Linked DNA regions of Homo sapiens: region 1 is linked to region 2. Evidence: read pairs that join two places in POLR2A ChIA-PET (ENCODE). Cell type or tissue: GM12878. All regions are shown on one strand. Links, peaks and the distances in the headings refer to the core of each region. The heading gives the core; the rest is flanking DNA.

Region 1 (2,918 bases), core at 228-2,727, 250 kb after region 2:
TCCTACTCTGCCAGCTGTCACCTTTGTACCTTGGGTGCCCTGAGTGGCTAAAAGATGGAGTGAGATAGAGAAGGTTTGTTTTATTTTTCATCTCCAAGCTGGCAGAAGGGACAGCTTTGGACATATTAGTAGCTTACCTTGTAAACGGTTTTTGAGATACTCTCAGAATCTCCACAGGGGGAGGAGATGGCATGCTAGAGCTGAGGTACCCTGGTCACCCGATTATCAGGTCTGGGAGGATTTTCCAGTGATGCATTGTCAGGGCACCAGCTTTTTTCCCAGTTTAACCTTCTTTTACTTCCACCCTTTAAGTAAATTTCTTGAGCTCAGTAAGTTGTTTCCTAGTTTAGTAACTTTGGTTATTCTCAATAAAGCACAGAACTATGATGTGTTCCTAGGCCAGCTCTGGAAATGTTAAAAGCTCTGCATCTTTAGTGTTTCTCTGGCTTTTTTTTTTTTTTTCTCTGATGGAGTCTTGCTCTGTTGCCCAGGCTGGAGTGCAGTGGTGTGATCTTGGCTCACTGCAACCTCCGCCTCCTGGGTTCAAGCAATTCTCCTGCCTTAGCCTCCCAAGTAGCTGGGACTACAGGTGCACGCCACCACACCCAGCTAATTTTTGTATTTTTAATAGAGATGTGGTTTCACCATATTGGCCAGGCTGGTCTTGAACTCTTGACTTCGTGATCCGCCCACCTCGGCCTCCCAAAGTGCTGGGATTATAGGTGTGAGCCAATGCGCCCAGCCTTCTCTGGCTTTTAAAGGTATTGAGTGAACATAAACCTTAGAAGGGCCTATTGCTGGTCCTTTAGCTCCCTACTACCATCTACCTTTTCAGAAAGTCCATCAGTTTTTCTTGGTTTGCCCAGCTCTGTATTAGACACAAAGGCATCATGAAAAAGAAAAACAAAATTGCGCTTTTGCCTTTGGAGAATTTATTTGCTAGTTGGATAAGAATAATTTTTTTTTGAGACAGAGTCTCTCTCTGCCACCCAAGCTGGAATGCAGTGGTGTGAGATCTCGGCTCACTGCAACCTTTGCCTCTCAGGCTGAAGTGATCCTCCCATCTCAGCCTCCTGAGTAGCTGGGACTATAGGTGCGTGCCACCACGCCTGCCTGATTTTTGTGTTTTTTGTAGACACAGGATTTTACTATGTTGCCCAGAGTCCAGTGGTGTCATCATAGCCCATTGCAGCCTTGATTTTTTTTGGCTCAACTGATCCTCCTACCTTAGGCTCCCTAGTGGCTGGAACTACAGGCATGTATCACTATGTCCCACTAATTTTTTTTTTTTTTTTTTTAATTTATGTTGCCTAGGCTGGTCTCTGACTCCTGAGCTCAACCATTCCTCCTGCTTTGGCCTCCTAAAGTGCTGGGATTAAAGATGAGAGCTACTGCACCTGGCCAAGGAAATGTTTAAAAGTGATTAAGAGGCCGGGCGTGGTAGCTCATGCCTGTAATGCCAGCACTTTGGGAAGTCAAGGGAGGCAGATCACCTGAGGTCAGGAGTTAAAGGCCAGCCTGGCCAACATGGTGAAACGCTGTCTCTACTAAAAATATAAAAATTAGCTAGGCGTGGTTGTGGGCGCCTGTAATCCCAGCTACTCGGGAGGCTGAGGCAGGAGAATCACTTGAACCCTGGAGGTGGAGGTTGCAGTGAGCCGAGATTGCGCCACTGCACTCCAGCCTAGACGACAAGAGCGAAACTCTGTCTCAAAACAAACAACCAAACAAACACAAAACCAAACCCCATAAAAGTGATTAAGAAAAAAAAAAAAACCACTTAAACACTAGTGTACTAAAAACAGCTATTTAGAGCCAAAGAAAATAAGGCATATATGAAGAATTGACAGTTACATTAAAAATTATATATTTCACAAAAATGTGAATGTGCAAATAACACTTAAGGAGATGTCAGGAAGATAGACGTGAAAAAAGAAGCATTATGATATGGCTGGTAGGTAAATGTGGGTTCTTTTTACCTGTATGGAAGGTTTGTAACTTCTGGTAGAGAAGCAAATATATATTATCAAAAAAAGGTTTGCCAGTGTGGCTCAGAGTTATTGTCTTCTATGAAGTCATTTTTCTCATGAGGTGGATGTGTGCTGTACCACTCTTGAAGAGTCAGTCTTGATGTTATTTCATTTGTTCATCTAGTATTTATTGATCATTTTTCTTACTATGTGTCAGGCTTTGGAGATAAAAGGGTAAATAAATCATGGTCTTTCCCCCTGAGATAGAGCCTGATAGTCCCATGGTGGTGATACACTAAATAAATAATTATAAATTAGTATAAGATGTGTTTATTTTTATTTTCATTTATTTATTTGAGGCAGAGTCTCACTCTGTCACCCAGGCTGGAGTACAGTGGCACGATCATACCGCAAGGCAACCTGGAACTCCTGGGCTCAAGTGATCCTCCTGCCTTAGCCTCCCAAGTAGCTGGGACAACAGGTGTGCGCCACCACACCTGGCCAATTTTTCTTTATGTTTTGTAGAGACAGGGTCTCGCCATGTTGCCTAAGCTGGTCTTGAACTTCTAGGCTCAACTGATGCTCCCTCCTTGGCCTCCCAAAGTGCTGGGATCACAGACATCAGCCACTGTCCCCAGCCAAGATATGTTTAGAGATAACTACAAAGTGCTGTGGGTGGCCGGGCATGGTAGTTCATGCCTATAATCCCAGCACTTTGAGAGGCCGAGGCAGGCAGATCACTTGAGGTCAGGAGTTTGAGACCAGGAGTTTGAGACCAGCCTGGCCAACATGGTGAAACCCCAACTCTACTAAAAATACTCTGCTAAAAAAGTGGAAAAAAGGGCTGGGCGCAGTGGCTCACACCTGTAATCCCAGCACTTTGGGAGGCCGAGGTGGGCAGATCACCTGAGGCCGGGAGTTTGAGACCAGCCTGACCAACACGGAGAA
Region 2 (2,918 bases), core at 330-2,829:
GCCACTGCACTCCAGCCTGGGTGACAGAGTGAGACTCTGTCTCAAACAAACAAACAAAACCAAAGGAATGATAAATACAAAATTCTGGGCCACGCGTGGTGGCTCATGCCTGTAATCCCAGCACTTTGGGAGGCCGAGGCGGGTGGATCACAAGGTCAGGAGATCGAGACCATCCTGGCCAACATGGTGAAACCCCATCTCTACTAAAATACAAAAAATTAGCTGGGCATGGTGGCGCAAGCCTGTAATTCCAGCTACTCAGGAGGCTGAGGCAGGGGAATCGCTTGAACCCGGGAGGCAGAGGTTGCAGTGAGCTGAGATCGTGCCACTGCATTCCAGCCTGGCGACAGAGCAAGACTCCGTCTCAAAAAAAAAAAAAAAATTCTGGAGAATGGAGAGGAGAGAAGTGATTGGGGAGGGACACACAGGTAGCTTCAACAGCATTAATGTTGTTTTATTTAAGTTGGGTGGTAGGTTCACATATGTTCATTTTATTATTATACTTTATAAGTTATGCTATTTATTATAGTTATTATAAACTTTATACCTTATTATACATATCTATTAAAAGTATCTTTTTGGGTTTAAAGGATAAATATATAAGAAAAAGGAAAAAGATAATATCCTCATGGCGGTGGTGGAAACAGAGCCAAGAAAAAGTTGCTTCTATTGCTGCTAAAAACATAATGAGATGCTGTTAGCCAAGGCATGCAGCAGGGGCTGAGGCAGGAAGAAAGCTGGGCCAATAAAGCCACACAGGAGTCATTTTTGAAATTAACTCTTCATTCCTAACCTTGCCCTTTGCCATATTTAGGTTGCCTGTTGGCCAAGACCACTCATTCTACAATTAATCAGCCTTTAATTTTGCCTTCCATTTTATGGATGGCAAGTGACCAAGACAAAGAAGCTTATATAATCACTAAAGCTAAAAATGAGTTCCAAGGGCCTCAGTTCACTGTGTTATATCCGGCAAAGCTAAAAGTTCATTTTCTAGGTCACATCCATGCAGTGTCTCTATTCTGTGGTTGCTGCAATACTTCTAGAGAAAGGAAGAGGTTACCATTTCCATAAAGAAGCAATGGCTTCAAGAAAGTGATACACAAGTCTGGTTATCCTTGCTTACCAGATCTCTCTTGCCAAGTCTCAGAGGTTCAGCTATCTCTGCAGCTCCCAATGGACTGTTTTATGTTAGGAGTTAGTGACATGGACTACTTAAATCTATCTCATCCCTGATATAGCTCTCTCTTTCTTGAAAGAGAACACTTGCAAAACATAAAGGAAGAAAAAAGTCTAAGTTTGCAAGGCAGAAATCTCCAAGAGCTAATACAATATGTCTGAGTGTAACATATCTTAGACTCTGCCCACCCAGGCTCCTTTCTGCTCTGGCAATTCTTCATTTCCCATACTTACCTTTTAGCTCTCCTGTCTCTGTCTACCAATGTTTCTTTCTCACTCTAAAAGTCTCCGAATCCTGGTCTTCTCCTCCTATGCAGTTCTTGCCTTTCAGCTCCATTCTTAGACTTCTGAAAACTCTCCAACCAGAAACCTACCTACCTCACTTGGCAAATAAGAGACTTCTAGAGTATACTTAATGCCTAAGGGAAACTTAAACCACCTACAAGGCATTAATCTCTCCTCACAGAAAGTAAAGTGGCAAAAACCATAGTATTTCAGCAATTTTGCTTCTAAAGTGGAAATGGTTTTTTTGTTATTTAGGAATCTGAAGTTCATCTGTGGACCATAATTTAAGAACCCAAATATAAACTACTGGACAGTTAGTTCCTAAAAAGGATTTAAAGATTCTTATAAAGAAGCCTTAAAAAGGAAGAATCTATGCCAAATTGTTAAGAGTGATTAACTCTGGAGAGTTTAAATTACAAAGAACTTTCACTTTCTAAGTTAACTATTGCTAGAATGTTTTAATTTTTAATAAGAATATTTCAATTATTTTTGTAATTAGGAAAAAAAATCCTTTTTTTTTTTTGAAACAGAGTTTTGCCCTTGTTGCCCAGGCTAGAGTGCAGTGGCATGATTTTGGCTCACTGCAACCTCCGCCTCCCGCATTCAAGCGATTCTTATGCCTCAGCCTCCCAAGCAGCTGAGATTACAGGCACCCACCACCATGCTTGGCTGATTTTTGTATTTTTAGTAGAGACAGGGTTTCACCATGTTGGCCAGGCTGGTCTCAAAGTCCTGACCTCAGGTGATCCTCCCACCTAGGCCTCCCAAAGTGCTGGGATTACAGGTGTGAGCCACAGCGCCCAGCCAAAAAATCCTTTTAAATAGGAGAAGCCCACTGGATCAATCTGTAGGTACCAAAAGAAATGCTAATAAAAATGTTCATTAAAATGCTAGCTTTGTGTCCCAAAAAAGCAAGCATTTTGGGGACAAATGGGGATACTGAAATAGGGACTAAATATTACATGATACTACAGAATTATTGTTGACTTTCTTAGATATAATAATGGTATTCTGGATATCTAGGAAAATGTCCTTAACTTTAGGTGATACATGTTAAAATATTTATGTGTAAAGCAGAATCATGATGTCTGCAACTTCATTTAAAATGATTCAGCCAGGCCGGGCGTGGTGGCCCATACCTGTAATCCCGGCACTTTGGGAGGCTGAGGTGGGCGGATCACAAGGTCAGGGGTTTGAGACCAGCCTGGTCAACACAATGAAACCCCGTCTCTACTAAAAATACAAAAATTAGCCAGGTGTTGTGCCACATGCCTGTAGTCCCAGCTACTCCAGAAGCTAAGGCAGGAGAATGGCTTGAACCTAGGAGGCGGAGGTTGCAGTGAGCCTTGGTTGCAATTGCACTCTAGCCTAGGCAACAGAGCAAGATTCTGTCTCAAAAAAATAAAAAATAAAATAAAATAAAATGATTCAGCCAAAATAACAACAACAACACACAG

Evidence for each region. Peaks named below come from ENCODE experiments on the same cell type or tissue, not always from the same donor. Only the 100,000 strongest peaks of a DNase experiment are listed, where the experiment ranks them.
Region 1: POLR2A ChIA-PET joins it to region 2 with 5 read pairs; 2 of 35 experiments call an interaction of 5 or more read pairs at or near these places.

The regions. Positions count from the first base shown.
Region 1 is chr10:102,249,246-102,252,163 of GRCh38, forward strand. All of the region lies in intron 1 of GBF1 (golgi brefeldin A resistant guanine nucleotide exchange factor 1), which reads left to right. Among named protein-coding and RNA genes, the nearest start is that of GBF1, 5.2 kb to the left of the region's middle. In GM12878, for the core only: no CTCF peak of the experiment used is centred there; no DNase peak of the experiment used is centred there.
Region 2 is chr10:101,997,225-102,000,142 of GRCh38, forward strand. The region is part of intron 15 of ARMH3 (armadillo like helical domain containing 3); the gene reads right to left. Among named protein-coding and RNA genes, the nearest start is that of ARMH3, 57 kb to the right of the region's middle. In GM12878, for the core only: no CTCF peak of the experiment used is centred there; no DNase peak of the experiment used is centred there; H3K27ac peaks cover 965 bases.